Linked DNA regions of Homo sapiens: region 2 is linked to region 1. A link is an interaction called in ENCODE POLR2A ChIA-PET data of the cell type or tissue named here. Cell type or tissue: endothelial cell of umbilical vein. All regions are shown on one strand.

The links. Peaks named below come from ENCODE experiments on the same cell type or tissue, not always from the same donor. Only the 100,000 strongest peaks of a DNase experiment are listed, where the experiment ranks them.
Region 2: POLR2A ChIA-PET joins it to region 1 with 6 read pairs; 2 of 35 experiments call an interaction of 5 or more read pairs at or near these places.

The regions. Positions count from the first base shown.
Region 1 is chr9:25,861,326-25,869,325 of GRCh38, reverse strand. No RefSeq gene overlaps it. Among named protein-coding and RNA genes, the nearest start is that of LINC01241, 85 kb to the right of the region's middle. RefSeq lists a silencer at 4,421-4,715. In endothelial cell of umbilical vein, no CTCF peak of the experiment used is centred here; a DNase peak (open chromatin) is centred at 4,605; H3K27ac peaks cover 1,542 bases.
Region 2 is chr9:25,393,064-25,401,063 of GRCh38, reverse strand. No RefSeq gene overlaps it. Among named protein-coding and RNA genes, the nearest start is that of TUSC1, 280 kb to the left of the region's middle. RefSeq lists enhancers at 2,790-3,291, 3,796-4,298. In endothelial cell of umbilical vein, no CTCF peak of the experiment used is centred here; no DNase peak of the experiment used is centred here.

The DNA.
Region 1 (8,000 bases):
TCATAGTGGCAGACTTCGTCCTTGCTGTTCTTGTGATAGAGTTCTCATGAAATCTGGCTATTAGAAATTGTGTAGTACTTCATCCTTCACTCTCCTGCCATCCATGTTAAAGATATGCCTGCTTCCCCTTCACCTTCTGCTATAATTGTCAGTTTCCTAAGGCCTCCCCAGCCATGCTTCCTGCACAGCCTGTGAATCAATTAAACCTCTTTTCTTCACAAAACACCCAGTCCCAGGTATGTCTTTATAGCAGCATGAGAAAAGCCTAATACAAAGCCATACAGAGTGGTCTAATGAACGTGAAGACTCAGAAAGGAGGAGGGTTTGAGGTGAGTGAACTACTACCTCTCGAGTACAATGTACCCTAATGGGGAATGAGTACATTAAAAGCCCAGATTTCACCACTGTACAATTCATCCATGTAACCAAGATCCACTTGTATCACTAAAGCTATTGGAATTAAAAATAAATATATAAACAAAAAAGGAAACAGAAAATAAAAATAAATAAATCAGATTCTGAAAAGTATAAATAAAGAAAGAAAGATACATTATTTTTCTGGGGCCTCTCAGCAGAAGAAAAGTGAGAAAAATATGACCCTATTAAAATTGGCTGCTACTGCCTAAATTCAGCCCCATCTTGGCAGAAGGCAGATTAATTAATTTTTTGTGGAAAATAAGGAATTTTACTAATCTTCAATTATCAATGGAGAATTAACCAAAGTTGACTCCATTTTCAGACCTCAAATAGAGCCCAACATGAAAAAATATCATTTTCTATGATTGTACCTGTCATTGTACAAAGTAAAGTGAAAAACCGAAATGAGTCATGGAATATAAACTCAATATCTTTTTTTTGGCCTCAGTTTGTCTATTTTAAATCAAAAGATTAAAGTGTAAAAACCTCATGGATATTAGTAATGCTTCCCTTCTAATTAGGTGGAATTTTATATTGAGTAGGGAGAAGAATTAGGATGTAACGGGGACTGCCCTAATTCTGTGCAGTCAAGAAGATACTAATACAAGCCCCTAAAAAGAGTAAACAGATCATCTGGGTGCGGTGGCTCACACCTGTAATCCCAGCACTTTGGGAGGCCGAGGCGGGCTGATTACGAGGTCAGGTGATCGAGACCAGTCTGGCTAACATGGTGAAATCCCGTCTGTACTAAAAATACAGCTACTTGGGAGGCTGAGGCAGGAGAATTTCTTGAACTTGGGAGGCAGAGGTTGCAGTGAGCCGAGATCGCGCTACTGCACTCCAGCCTGGCAACAGAGCGAGACTTCATCACAAAAAAAAAAGTAGAAAGATCAATGAATAGGATGTTCTGTCTATATACTTCTAAGCAAGTGATAATGATTGATGATTTAACTGCAGGTCAAGTAGTAATGTTTTAGCCTATAGCTATAGCCATAGACAAATTGTGTGCATCTTGTAGAGATCAGAAAAATGAACTAGAAACACTTTTAAGGATTCTATGAATCAGATCAATCTTTTCCCAATTATGAAAGAAGGATCTCATAAAGGTGGGAATATATCAAAATAAGTGGAGTATGGTTGCATGAGGAAACAGAAAAAGGAGTTTCATAAATATGCTTAATTTTAAAAATGCATTTAATATCCTCTTAAAACCACTGTGCTATATATTACTATTTAAAAAAATACTTGAGACTATCTTTATTACATTTGCAGCTTTCTGTAAAGACTACCTCCATGTGACATAAAATGAAATTTTTTAAAAGACAGAGCTTCATATTTACATAAATCCAACAAATAACAGTTCATGAAATTATAGTGATGGTGGAATTTTATTATTTCCTTTTAATAACTTTAGATGAGCTGTAAGAAGTTCTAAAAAGAGCATTGAGGAGACATTTAGATATTAAATAACTTGTTCTGAATCTGGTCTACACTTTAGCACATAGACCAACCCTGACAGTTCAGAAGGTAAAGCATTTAATTTTCCTGGCCTTCTGTTTGCTTATTTTTCTTTGTTTGGTCTGTGAATATTTTAGTGAGGATTTACCTTAAAAGCAATCATGGTCCTTGTTGTTGCTTTGCAGTGTTTGAGAAAATGACTAGAGGAGTTTTAATGCTGTCTTGTTCATCACTGTGAATCAGATAAAAGATTAAAAACGATACCTGGAGCGTAGTTCTCAACTTGGGTTTCTGTCTGCTGAATTTTAATTCCATGGTAAGATTCTTGTTCAGACAGAAGGCAAATAAATAAGTAAGTTCATAAATTCTACTGATTTCAGCAGGCTCTGTCACTGGGGATGCTTTATTTTTAAGCCAAAATATCATCAGTGTTTTACATGATTGTGTTAGAGGCTCCAGCCCCTATTATTCCTCTTCCAAGATCAGCAACACCTGTTTACTGAACAAAGGCTTTGAACATGAACAAGAGAAGCAAAGCGGAAAGTCATTGCGCAGCCTCTATAGATAATAGCTAAGAGTATGACATGGCAAGATTTGCTGTCTCAGGCCTTGCAGACATTTTGCTTGGTACCACTGATTTCCACCTCCTCCTCTTCTATTTTGTTTTCTACTTTGTGGAACAAAACAATGAACGTTAAGATTAAAACATAGGTCACAGAATGTGAAAACTTATGCAGTCTTTGGTCAGCAAGTGCCAACATTTTTGCCTCTAAAGTGTGGAGAAATTTGTGAAGTGACTTCAGTTACTCCTCACCTGGATGTGGAGGAAAAGAGTGTGGCACTAACGTGTGTCTAGAAAATCACAGGTGCAAGCAATTATTGGGGTGGGGGGCATTAAGGAGAAATAATTATTCACATTTTCATTCTAATTTAATAATATCCCCAGGTTTCTGGATCCTTGCTAGGCCAATTGCCTGAGTGGGAAAAACTGAGGCACGTGAGTTTTAAGAGTAAAGGCACTCTTGTTTCAAGCTTGTTGTGTTGCTCAATGCAAACGGAATACACAGTAAAGAATATAGCTTCCTTAGAAGCATATTTCATAAATTTTACTACAAAAGCTTAATTTTTAAATGGTAACTATTCACATTTACAGCCTTTAGTTCGTGCTATCAAATTTTGTTCATATATTCAAGATTTATTTATTCAGTTTACAAAGATTTACTGGATGTCTCAGTGTCACAAATTCAACTGTGAATAAAAGAAACATGACTCCTCTCATGGAGCTTATAGTCTGGAAAGGAATGAATCTATACACTAATGTTATGTGTTAGATAACAGCCATGAAGATGTCATTGGATTAGGCAATTTCAGTCATAATTTTGGTTTTGGGAAAAAGTATCAGGAAAATATGTCCTAAAGAAATGGCTTTTCAAAATGAAGATAGGGCCAGGTATGCTGGTTCCTATCTGTAATCTCAGTGCTTTTTCGGGAAGCAGAGGCAAGAGGATAGCTGGAGACCAGGAGGTTGAGACTAGCCTGGATAACATAACAAGATCTCATCTCTATAAAAACAAACAAAAAACACAGTGAAAATTAAAGCCGAGGCCAGGCACAGTGGCTCATGCCTGTAATCCCAGCACTTTGGGAGGCCGAGGCGGGTGGATCATGAGGTCAGGAGATCGAGACCATCCTGGCTAACGTGGTTAAACCCCGTCTCTACTAAAAATATGACAAATTAGCTGGGCATGGTGGTGCACACCTGTAGTCCCAGCTACTCAGGAGGCTAAGGCAGGAGAATGGCCTGAATCCTGGAGGCGGAGTTTGCAGTGAGCCGAGATGGTGCCGCTACACTCCAGCCTGGGCCACAGAGCGAGACTCCGTCTAAAAAAAAAAAAGAAAATTAAATCCAAGTGAAGTGGTATGCACTTGGAGTCCAGTTACTTGAGAGACTGAGGCAGGAGGATCAGTTGAGTCAAGAGTTCAAGGTAAGCCTGGGCAGCATAGCAAGAACCCATCTTTTAAAAAAAAAATGGGTTGGCCAGGATATTAATATTATTGATATTGACATTATTGATAAAGGATATTAAGGCATAGGCAATAGCATGTACAAATGACCCCAGATAAATAGAAACTTGTCACATAGGAGAAGATGAAGGAAGGTAAATTAGAAATAAGAATAAAGGACAGGGAGGTTGGATCAACAGGAAGCTAGAGATGAGGAGCTGGGCTCCTCACCTCTGGAAGGACAAGGGAACAAAGATGATAAGAAGCTGGGTTTGATTCTGAGATAATGGCTAGCTGCTCAGAGGTTTAAGCATATAAGTTTTAAAAATAATTTGATGCATTATCAAAACTGAGTACATACTGGGTACCAGTCATTATGCTTGTGATTGGAATACAAGGCACATGTGAAATGCTTTCTGTCCTTCAAGGAGCTCACTACCTTAAAAGGGAAACACATGAGAAAATCTCATATTTACAGTAAAAGGATTAAAGCACCTAGGTTTGAACAGAGCATGGACCAAGTGTTATGAAAGTTAAGAGAAGCAGCCCAGAAAAGGGTCTTTAACTCAGTCTTTGAGTGGATTTCAAGGGTATGTCTAAGGGGAGGTAGTATTGAAGTCAAGTCTGGAAGAACTTGCAGAAGCTGACCAAATGGTCCAATGTTCAGGAAAAACTTCCACATAATCCAAAAAGCATGCCCAGAGACATATTTGTCACATTGAGAGGATTTCCTGCAGATTAGAATAGCTAGAGAAAAGGTTATGAGTAAGAGAGAGGCAGGAAATGTGGCTGGAAAGATTTATGTAGCGTACCTTTGTCCTGTTAAGGAATGAGGAATATTAAAGGGTTTGTGTGTTATATCACCTTCCACTTTTTAGTGAATATTCACCAAAGGAAATTCTAAACTTTGCCTTTGCAGAGAAAAAGAGCTATTGAATTGGCTAGTTCTCAGTAATACAAGTTACTGTCTTAACCATCTCTGTCACTTTTCAAAAGTCCACAAGAATTTATACCTATTCAATAAAATGTTAATTTATGCTTCAGGAAAAAGAATAGAGGAATATATATCTTAAGGTGCTCTTTTTCATTTTGGATTTGAGTTTGCATCAACCTAAAAAATGGAATAAATTTTCAAAAAAGACATCAAATACTCAACAGAGAGGAAGAAAAAGGTCCCTATTTATCATGTTCCTGCAATAGTGGCTGAGTGATATATTGTGATTACAACTTTTTTTTTAATTGGCAGGTTTCTGGGGTGCTATGGGAATTGGTGACAAGACGATGGATCAGTTTCTCCATATTGGCTCGTTGATCCAACAAACCTAAAGCAGATATTGACATTTGTCATTCAGCATTGGAGCCTTACAGACTCCTCTGCTGATTAGTCAAACACTTCAACTCCCTTTAATTAATGTTTTAAGAGCAGAGCTTCACAGAGATGCTCAAGGGAGCAAAGTTTTACAATATAATGGAAAAGAGGAGTTATATAGTACTGGTTGAATAAGAAGTGAGCATAGGGGAAATGGAAGAAATCAATAACAATGTTTGAACAGCTTAACCCTGATGGCCCATGTATGTTAATAGATTATTTATGCATCACTTTGCCAGCGAGAAGAAATTAGTATGATTAACATTTTTTGTTTATTGACTGCTCATCACAAATTGGGAAAATGTTTACATGTATTTTTCTTTATTACCTTGAAAAATCCTTGACAAGAAAGGGCAAGACAAGAATTCATCCTCTCATATAAACTCAAAGAATTTTATCTTAAAAAATATATAAATAAGCAGAAATATATTTCTCACTGTTTTGTGAAGAAAAGGGAAACTATTTTATTTCTAGAGAAAAGCTTTTTAGAATAGGTGGTTAGAAAGAAGCTTTGAAGTTTGACATGAGTCTAATCTTGTTCTTTAGCTAATAGCCAAGGATTTTCAAAGAGTTCTTATGATGTTGGCAGAAATTGTTCACCCCTTCTGTGTTTCCCCCAACCCTGATCATTTCCAAGTTTTCCTCACTATACAACTTCAATTATGCCATGTTTTGGAAGAGAGCTGCAAGCTAATCCTATAATATAGAAAGTGAAACAGAGATGCTTCAGGAAGCATCCAAAAATTGTTTAGATTTCTACTTTAGGTACTCTAAAAATGTACAGATATAGGTTATGTATTAAAATGAATGTTAGGGTCTAAATCTTATGAATAATGAATTCATAAATATCCGTGCTATATTTAGCAACTATATGAGCAGGGACAAAATGCAAGGTGCCAGACCTGGGACGGATTCCGAATTGTCCTTAGTTTTGGCTAGCTGATGAAAATGTAGACTTTGGAGAAAGATATTTCAATTTGAATTTCAGATCCCTTAATTTCCAGTAAGCAACCTTGGGCACAGCTTAGAAAATTAAGGCATCCTAGGATGTTGTAAGGTCTAATTTAAAACAAACAAACAAACAAACAAACAAAAAACTCTCTGTCTTTGACTCTTTCTCTCTCTCCCTATCTGAACAAATAGTAATAGCCCTTCCCTTCCCCTTCCTGTCCCCTAGTCCTTCTACCTGCCTATTGATTGTTTAAATGAAACTGACAGAAGAGAGGAGGATTATAATACTTCCTATTGTTGCTAATTAAGCCTCTTAACTTTTGAGGAATATAACTATTTATTCTTATTGAAACAACCACTGGATTCAATAAAAGATTATGGATTTGGAAGTCACATTGTTGAACAATCAGTGTTTAGGAATCACATGACTGAATAAAGGCACCATTACCTATAAGGAAAATACACAGGAAAAGTTCTTGTGATATAAAATCTCATTTGCTTCCTAGGAAAAAAAAAACGAAATGTCTTTTCTACTTCTAGTATGCTCTTCTGAAATCTAGTTTTGCTCATCAGTAGGAATTCAAATGTTTGACATCTATGGTTCCTGAGCTTAGAGAGGAGAGAGCAAAAACAAAAATTGTGCTGCTAAGCCAATTTGGAAAGAAAAGTCAACATGAGCAAAGGTTTACACATTGACCTCATAATTTTAAACATCCTGAAAATATCTCTAAAACCACTTATATTTAATTTATGTAAATTAAATTTTCATTTCATCAAATAAATATACACATATACTTTCTTTTCTTTTCTTTACTTTTTTTTGCGGGGGGGAGGTTACAGGGTCTCAGTGACATAACCTTGGCCCACCGTGACCTCCGCCTGTCACGCTCAAGCAATCCTCCCACATCAACTTCTCGAGAAGCCGGGACTACAGGTGTGTGCCACCATGCCTGGCTCAATTTTTGTATTTTTTTGTAGAGATGGGGTTTTGCCGTGTTGCCCAGATTGGTCCTAAACTCCTGAGCTCAAGCGATCCACCCACCTCGGCCTCCCAAAGTGCTGGGATTATAGGCGTGAGCCATCGTGTCCGCCCTACCTATATTTTTAAGTCAGATAATACTACAAAGTTTATAGTAAAAATAATTAAAGCTAATACCATTTTCAAAGACATCTACTTTCAACTTTAAAAAAATTTTCCCCCATATTGCTAAATAACATCATGATAGTGCTATTTCTTTACATTTATTTTTTAATTTCTATAGTAAATTTAGGGAGTACCAGTGTAGGTCTGTTACATGAAATTTCACATAATAGTGAAGTCTGGGCGTTTAGTGTGCCCATCACCCAAACAGTGTATATTGTACCAAATAGATAATCATTTTATTCCTCACCCTTCCACATTTTAGAATCTAAAATATCTATTATTCTTCCCTGTACGCCCATGTGTACTCATTGTTTAACTCCCACTTATAAATGAAAACATATGGTATTTGGCTTTCTGTTTCTTGGTTATTTCACTTAAGATAATAGCCTCCAGTTGTGTCTGTGTTGCTCAATAGTGCTATTTCTAGATTTTCAATTTTAGCCATTGTTTTTTGGTTTTCTACTATAGAGGATCAGAATTTAGATTTTTCACTGCACCTATACACATTTACATGCATCCCCTTTGCCAATTCTACCAAAATAAGTGTATCACAATTTATAGCTCAATCAATATTCAGTGTTTGCCTCATTATAACTATGGAAATTTTATACACAGATGACACTATATTATGATTATATATATAATTTTGTACCACAT
Region 2 (8,000 bases), 470 kb after region 1:
ATTATTAGGCTGTACTCAAATGTATTCTTTGAAATAATATGTGATTTTTCAAAATCTTAGTTTAGAAACTTTATTGTTGTAACACATCATGGGTACTTCAATACCTTGAAATAGATTGGCACTCAAAGATCTAGCAAGTTTTGTTTTGTTTTAAATTCTGCCTGTCCAGTGCTTCTGGTGACCCCTTTCTAATGAAGGTAAGCCCTTCTTCCATCATAGTCATATGCGTTAGGGAGTTGCCCTGGTTTTTTGACTTTTCATCTACTTAATCCTGTGCTAAAATCTCTAAAACTTTCTTATGAAAACCTTTTTCTTTCCTGTGGAAAACTGTTCCACTGGGCTTGGTTTCTCTTATGATGATGATGATGATAATATATTATTGGAGACATGGTCCCACTCTGTCACCCAGGCTGGAGTGCAGTGGCGTGATCACTGCTCACTGCAACCTCCATCTCATGGGGCCAAACAATCTTGCCACCTCAGCCTCCCAAGTAGCTGGGACTACAGGCACACATCACCACACACGGCTATTTTTTAAGTGTTTTGTAGAGATGGGGTCTCACCATGTTGCCCAGGCTTGTCTTGAACTCCTGGGTTCAAGCAATCCTCCCTCCTCAGCCTCCCAAAGTGCTAGGATTATAGCACCATGCCTGGCTATCTCCTATTAATTCCTTCTTTATAGGTTTCTAAACAAATGCAATCTATGTTGCCATTCAAAAAATGTGTATTTATGACAACTCTTTGTTAAGCTCAATGAGGGTCTTCCCTTGTTTCCTCAAATACTCTCAATCAGTTTTCTGGGCAAAATTCAGGGCTTTACTTTTCTTCTGTCCTACATATTTACTACAAGCTTCTACTTGCTAGACATTTATGGACCATTTTAAACGCAATCGTTTACGTAGTTTTCTATGAACCCTCCTGTGGCTCTAACTAAAGAAAAAAATATCTGGTTCTGATATATTTGCTCTCTAAAACAGAGTACCTTTTTAATAAAAGGATTGTATCTCTTTCTAGTTAGAAGGTCACCAGAAACAATTTCTTTTTTATCACCTTCAAACAAAATGTAATAGGATTTTATTATTTGTGGTGTCTGTTGCCCAGGCTAGAGTGCAGTGGCGCGATCTCGGCTCACGGCAAGCTCCGCCTCCCGGGTTCACGCCATTCTCCGCCTCAGCCTCCCAAGTAGCTGAGACTACAGGCACCCACCACCACGGCCGGCTAATTTTTTGTATTTTTAGTGGAGATGGGGTTTCACCGTGTTAGCCAGGATGGTCTCGATCTCCTGACCTTGTGATCCGCCCGTCTCAGAATAACCAAATGAAAATTTTGTCAATTTCTGATTTCTCTCTGTTTCTTATTTTCATAAGATATCTTATAAATTTTCACACGAAGCTTCAGCATGTTTGGTCAGTGCTATGGTTTGAATGTCCCTTCCAAAATTCATGTTGAAATTAAACTGCCAATGTAAGGTATTAAGATGTGGGACATTTGACAGGTGTTTAGGTCATGACAGCTCTACCGTCATGAATGGATGAATGCTGCTATAGCAGAAGTGGGTTTATTATCTTGAGAGTGAGCTCCTAATAAAAGGATAAGTTTGGTCCCCTTTTTCTCTCTGTCTTGTATGCTTTCTCACTTCTCACCATGTGATACTTTCTGCCACATTAAAAGCCAAAAGAAGACCCTCACCAGATATAGCTCCTCGATCTTGGACTTCCCAGCCTCTTGAACTATAAGCTAAATAAATTTCTGTAGTATTCTGTTACAGAGTAGAAAACAAGCTGAGACACTCGGGTTTTAATACAGTATTTTTTTAAGTAGGTGAGTCTATAAAGATAATATTATTTTCCTTAGTGACTAATAAAGGTTGGTCATGCTATATACCACAGACATTTGTTGTTTCATTTATCCAGGAGAGGATATGGATTTCATTAAAATTTGTTTATATTTATTTAATAGGTAATAAAAGGAGGCTGTAAGATATTGGAAAATTATACAAATTTTTATGCTGATTTAAAGAGTTGAGCTGGAACTTGAATCCAGATCTATCTAAACTTATACTCAAGCTTTTGTCATGGAAAATCATAATGCTGCCTTAAAATGAGGCTTTTTTCTTTCTGTAATATGCAAATCTTAAGCATTAGAATTAGATTCCACTCTCTTCAAACAAGTGTATATATGGAGTATTAAAGCCATTTTTCCCATCTAAATGGCTGTAGTGACTACTCTTTTCATGCAAATTTAATTCAAATTAAATTGAATTAAAAAATAAAACTATTAAATTATTAAATTAGTTTTTAATATGTGAAAGACATGGCAGAAGATAAATTTTTTAACAATGTAATCTTTAGTTGCAAACTTTACTTTCTCTTTTTTTATAACTTTAAATTTTTAGAAAGTAGGAAATTTTCTCAACAACTTCATTTGTTTAGTTTATTGGTAAATATAAGTTTTTTTAAAAAAACATGTCTTTATAGAGGTTACAGTCATTTGATTTCTACACTATCCTTTATGGAATCTAATATTAATTCTATTAATCTAGAATGTCAAAATTAAAGCAAGTGACTATGTAACTACCAAGTTGCTTTGGAAATTATCATAGCTCTTCTTTGACTTAAATTCATTTCCAGTTACATAAAATCTAACATCACTTGTTTTACATCTTGTATTTCTAGTTTTCTAAATTGAGGGAAAAATTCACTAGCAATATAGCTACCTTCAGTGATTGAGAAAATGAAATCCATTTATGGACAGCTGCATGGGAAATCTGCATGAAAATTACAGTGCAGCTGAATGTCCAGGAAGAAAAGGTTGCAGGTCTGGTTCACATAGCAGATTTTACCATAAACACCTAGAAAGTACTCGGGATTTTACATAATTCATGCAAAGAAAATAATTAGAATACTTATACACATTATTTCACTTAATTCTCAAAAAAAACTCTGTCCCTATTTTACAAATAAGAACAAATTGAAGCTTAGGGGTGGTTAAATGAATTGCTCAAACATCAGAGAAAGTAGAGGTAAAGTTACAATTCAAATCCAATGTTTTAAAGTCCCAAAGCTCACTTCTTTTTCTCTTTCTTATTGTGCTTAAGACAAAAGCTGCCATTGTCACAATTGTGACTAGGACAAATCTCATATTCAGGCTATTTACATACTCCTAAGGCTTGGAATCTATTCTCAGGCATCCAGAAAAAAAAAAAAAAAAAAAAAATGAGGACCTGCACAGGGTTTAGCTTGAGGCATGGATTTGGTGTGTCATCAATTGCAGAGAAGGATAGAACAATTATAGGAAATTAAGGAAGGAAGTAAATAATTTTGTAAAGAATGTTGCTCATATATGATCTATGACTTGATAAAGGAAAGAATATATATGGCATAGGGTCAAAGGGGTTAGACATCCTTATAAGCTTACATAGCATGTAGACAAGTCTTTACTCAGCAGTTCTCAAAAAATGTTGTGGTATTGATACACAATGAAGGCAGAGCCTAAGTTGAGATAAACTCAGATATAGTGAGTAATAGATTGGGAGGACAGAGCAGTAGAAAGGAGAATGTGAAAGTGGAACGAGGTAGGATCCCAGGGCTCTTCCAACAGAAAATACATCATCTCAAAGTTATCAACTTGTTGATGAAAAGAGTCAAAATCTGAAAATATTTGCAGACATTTGTTCTGAGCCAATTATGAGTGACCAATGGCATGCAATACAGCCCCCAGAGATTCTGAGAACCTGTGGCCAAGGTAGCTGGGCTACAGCTTGGTTTTATACATTTTAGGGAGACATAAGACATTAATCAATACATGTAAGATGTAAATTGGTTCGGTCCAGAAAGGCAGGACAACTGGAAGCAGGAGCTTCCAGGTCACAGGTGGATTCAAAGACTTTCTGATTGGCAATTGGTTATTAACTGAAGACCTGGAATCAATAGAAAGGAATGTCTGAGTTATGATAAAAGGTTGTGGAAATCAAGGTTTTATCATGCAGATGTAGCCTCCAGGTAGCAGATTTAAGAGAGAATAGATTGTAAACTTAACAGACTTAAAGAGTCTGTTCTATCAGTCTTAAGGCCTTTGTTTTAATGTTAATGCTATCAGCTGTGCCTGAATTCCAAAAGGAGAAGGGTATAATGAAGCCTGTCTGATCTCCACTTCCCATCATGGGCTGAGCTAGTTTTTCAGGCTAACTTTGGAATGCCCTTAGCCAAGGGGTGTGTCCATCAGTCAGTTAGAATTTTATTTTTGGCTACAAACTCATTTTGGGTAGATTACTAGTCATTTCTTGGATAACACTGCATGAGCTCAGTATTACACCTACCCTCCTCACCCCATGTCCAACTTAAATGTGGCAACTGGCCACACAAAATTCAAGGAAAGCAATCTGGATACATACCCAATAGATAAGGTTTTAACGAATTCAGACCAGCTTCCACCCTTACACTTTATGACTGAATTTAAAGCCTACTTATTTGAAAATTACTTGCCAATTTAAGTTAATCTAATTTTCTTATACCTTGATCTAACAGCTAATCAACATTCTACCAAGCCACTATGGTGAATGAGAAAGGCAGCCATCAAATAGAACAACTAATTCTGATATGTTGACTAGCACTATGTGAAGGACAGACTGGACAATAAATCAATGGAATTGGGTGCTTTTTGTCCTAAGCCCACAAATTCATTTACAAATTCCAACTTCATATTTCATGTCTGATAAACAATTCCTTATGCATTGAGAAAACATGTCTGTGAGTATTCATAGGGGGAGAGGCGTGAAATTCAATTGTTGAGATTTTACCATTCAAGAAAAACTTTACATATACCATAGCAATTAATTTCACACTAACTGTACAAGGCTTTAATATCAGCTCCACTTTACAGAAAATGATTCTGATGTTCAGGGAAGTTAAATACACTTTCCAGGACACAGAGGTGGTAAGTGGCATGTCAGATTCCAGAATCTGTACCCTTTTTCTTACAGGTATTAGCCAATTGTGGTGATCATATTTGCAATATTCTCTCAAGTATTTTTATGTTCTCAGATTTCTAAAGCAAGTTTCTTTAAACATACCAATTGATATTGAAAATTAAATGTATCTTTATAAGGACATGCTATTTTAGATCTACGATTCAGTATACAATTTTAACCTAATTAAAAGATGTTGTTATGCAAGCAGAATATTTTAAATTATTTATTAACAATTAATACTTAAATGTTTACTTTCTCTCTCTTGGGTATTCTGTTGCTTAGTGTGTAAAAGTTAAAGTTTTAAAAATATAGATGATTTTAAGAGATACATATTTTAAACTGGAACTCCCTAAATAACTTGAAGCTTATCCAGTGAGGACAAATACCACCCCCAGGTTATCCACCCATTTCAGACAGATCACTGGTCACTTCATAGACATAACTGCATATATCCAGCATCACACTCACCCTCCCCACAGTTAAGATATTTGGGTGAGATGAAGGAAATTAACATAATTTACCCCAAAATATATTTGTTTGACGTATTTTGAAATGGCTGCTACTTGGCCGTCCTGATAAAAATGGCCTTGCATAGCTGTCTTAAGTGGGGAAAATCTGCATCTGTAGATAATCTCTATTAATTCAGCCATGACCCAGGATCTGAGAGAGTAAGAGTCACGTACCTTTAAAAGTCTGAAAAGAAATACAATCTGTTTCTTCTGAGGGAGGCTTCATCTACATAGCAAGGCCATCTTTGCTAGCCAAGCCTCTTTCCCCCCTCCTATAACCTGTACTACCAGAATTTAAGCCCTCATTCTTTCAGTAATCTCAAAATGGTATATAAGTTTCTGTAACTCATAAGGAAGTTAGATCATTGTGAAGTCTCCTGTGTATACATGTTAAATAAATTTGTATGCCTTTTTTCCTATTAATCAATCTGCCTCATGTCAGTGGTTTTTAGAAAACCTTTACAAGGCCAAGAGCCTGTGGCCCCCACAGACATTTTCATGGTTGCCACAGCTATGATCTTCATTTTGGGTACTCTGTGTCCCCATATGAAAAATACCCTATTACTCTCCAAAATATACCCAGAGTCCCATCTTATCATTGCATCAGGCTTGATCAGATCTATATCCTGTGCCCCTAAATCAGAAGAGCTAAGATATATTACCTGCAACCCTCTTATCTCATACATTCAACATACGATGGTGGAACAGGGACAGGATAACCACAGTAAACACTTCTATTGCAAGTGCAAAGAAGGGTAGGCCTACAGCTATTATTGATCTTTAGTAACTCTGAGATCCGATTGAGCAAATATTGCCCACTTTCCTTACTCTGAGGATAGAAAATGTTCCTTGATTGGACCTCATTTCAACTCAGTCTATTGTTCTCTGCAGCTCTAGACTTGACTCTGGGAATTTCCACTTTTCATAACTCTCCCTGACCACTTTTGAAAAGGTCATTGACCATATTTCTTCTTCAGCTTCTTAATGAATTTCTTTTGTGCCTCATATTTTTTACTACAGGCAGGTGGCACCTTTGCCAGTACAGGTCTTTTGAAATATTTTGAGTTTCCATGTATTTGATTCCAGCCAAATCTGTGTGCCAGAGTCGCTTCTAAAATGCTTTTAAAAATCATCTCTCTTTATCCTTAATTACTGAAAGTTTGGCTACTTCAAGATTCCATGGGCTCATGCTCCTGCATTTCCTAGGAGCCTTATTGTCTGACTTAAAAGATCCATTACATGCACCTTCAACTTTCCATTGGTTTTAACAAGAAGTGTCACAGCCACAGACTGGATTTGGTCTTTGTTCTGAGGTCACAGCTTACTGTAGTGCTCAGAGCACCGTTGGCTCTCCATATCCACAGGTTCCGCATCTGTAGATTCAACCAACTGTGGATCAAAGACGATCTAGCACAGCTACTTTTGTTTTTGTTTTTTAAGTTTCAATTCCTAAATAAGAAAAAAATGTTCTGTTTCACAGAGCTGAAATAGAATATTATCATATACGTGAAACATCTAATAAAGACAGTGACGTATACAGAAATTGCTTCCTTGTTTTCATGCTATGTTAAGTGCCATCCATTGAGTGAATAAAATGGAGACTTTTTTCGTAAATTTATATATATAATTTTTTTCTTTAACTTATCTCCCTTTTCCCTTTCATATTATGGTTCAAATTAGAAAATTTTTCACACATATTTTTTATTCTCAAAGAATGTATAAAAGTCATAGAGGTTAACAAAATTGTATTAGAACATTTTTTAGATATTCTAATTCTATTCTGAGTCAATTCCAACCTAAGATCCAGAATGGGACATTTTTCTTACAGGATCATATTTTGCAGGGTTGCTGGAGAAGAGGCTTTTTTGGGTCCAGGTGTCAGGACAATGTTAATGATTATTCCCAGTAATAATTAATCCCTGATTCACAGCATTAGAAAGGTTATGATTCCTCACTTGGCACAATTTTATCACTTGAACTTCATCTGTTATGAATTTAGCATAAGAAAACCTAGGGTAATTTTAGGCGGTTAAGCATAGGGCCAGTTTCTTCTGTTTAATATTCCCTCCCTTCTCTGCCTCATTCAATTTGTATCTGCTATCTCACAGGTGTTTTCAGGACTATTCCCTTGGCTTTTAGAATGTGTGATTTTCAACATGACTATCTGCCCTTCCTAGACAGAAAATTCTAAAGGAGAAAAAGGTGAAAATGCATTTGTCTGTTTATAACTGTTTTTCATTTGTTTAAGAAGGCTCTATCTGGCAACGTTAGGTGCATGACTTGTTGTCATTCAAGAATAATTTTCTTCAAATAGCAAATGATTTATTTGAAATTAAAATGAAAATAAATGTGTTAATAATTGCTTTAGATTCTGCTGTCTTAATCAGTTTTTAAGTATACATAAACATGTCACTAAATTCATAAATATGTAACTAAAAATATAAAGCAGTAAAAAAAGATAAGAGAGTATGGGCTTTGGAGTCAGACTTAAGCAGGGCTTGAGTTTCAGATGTGTGACTCTG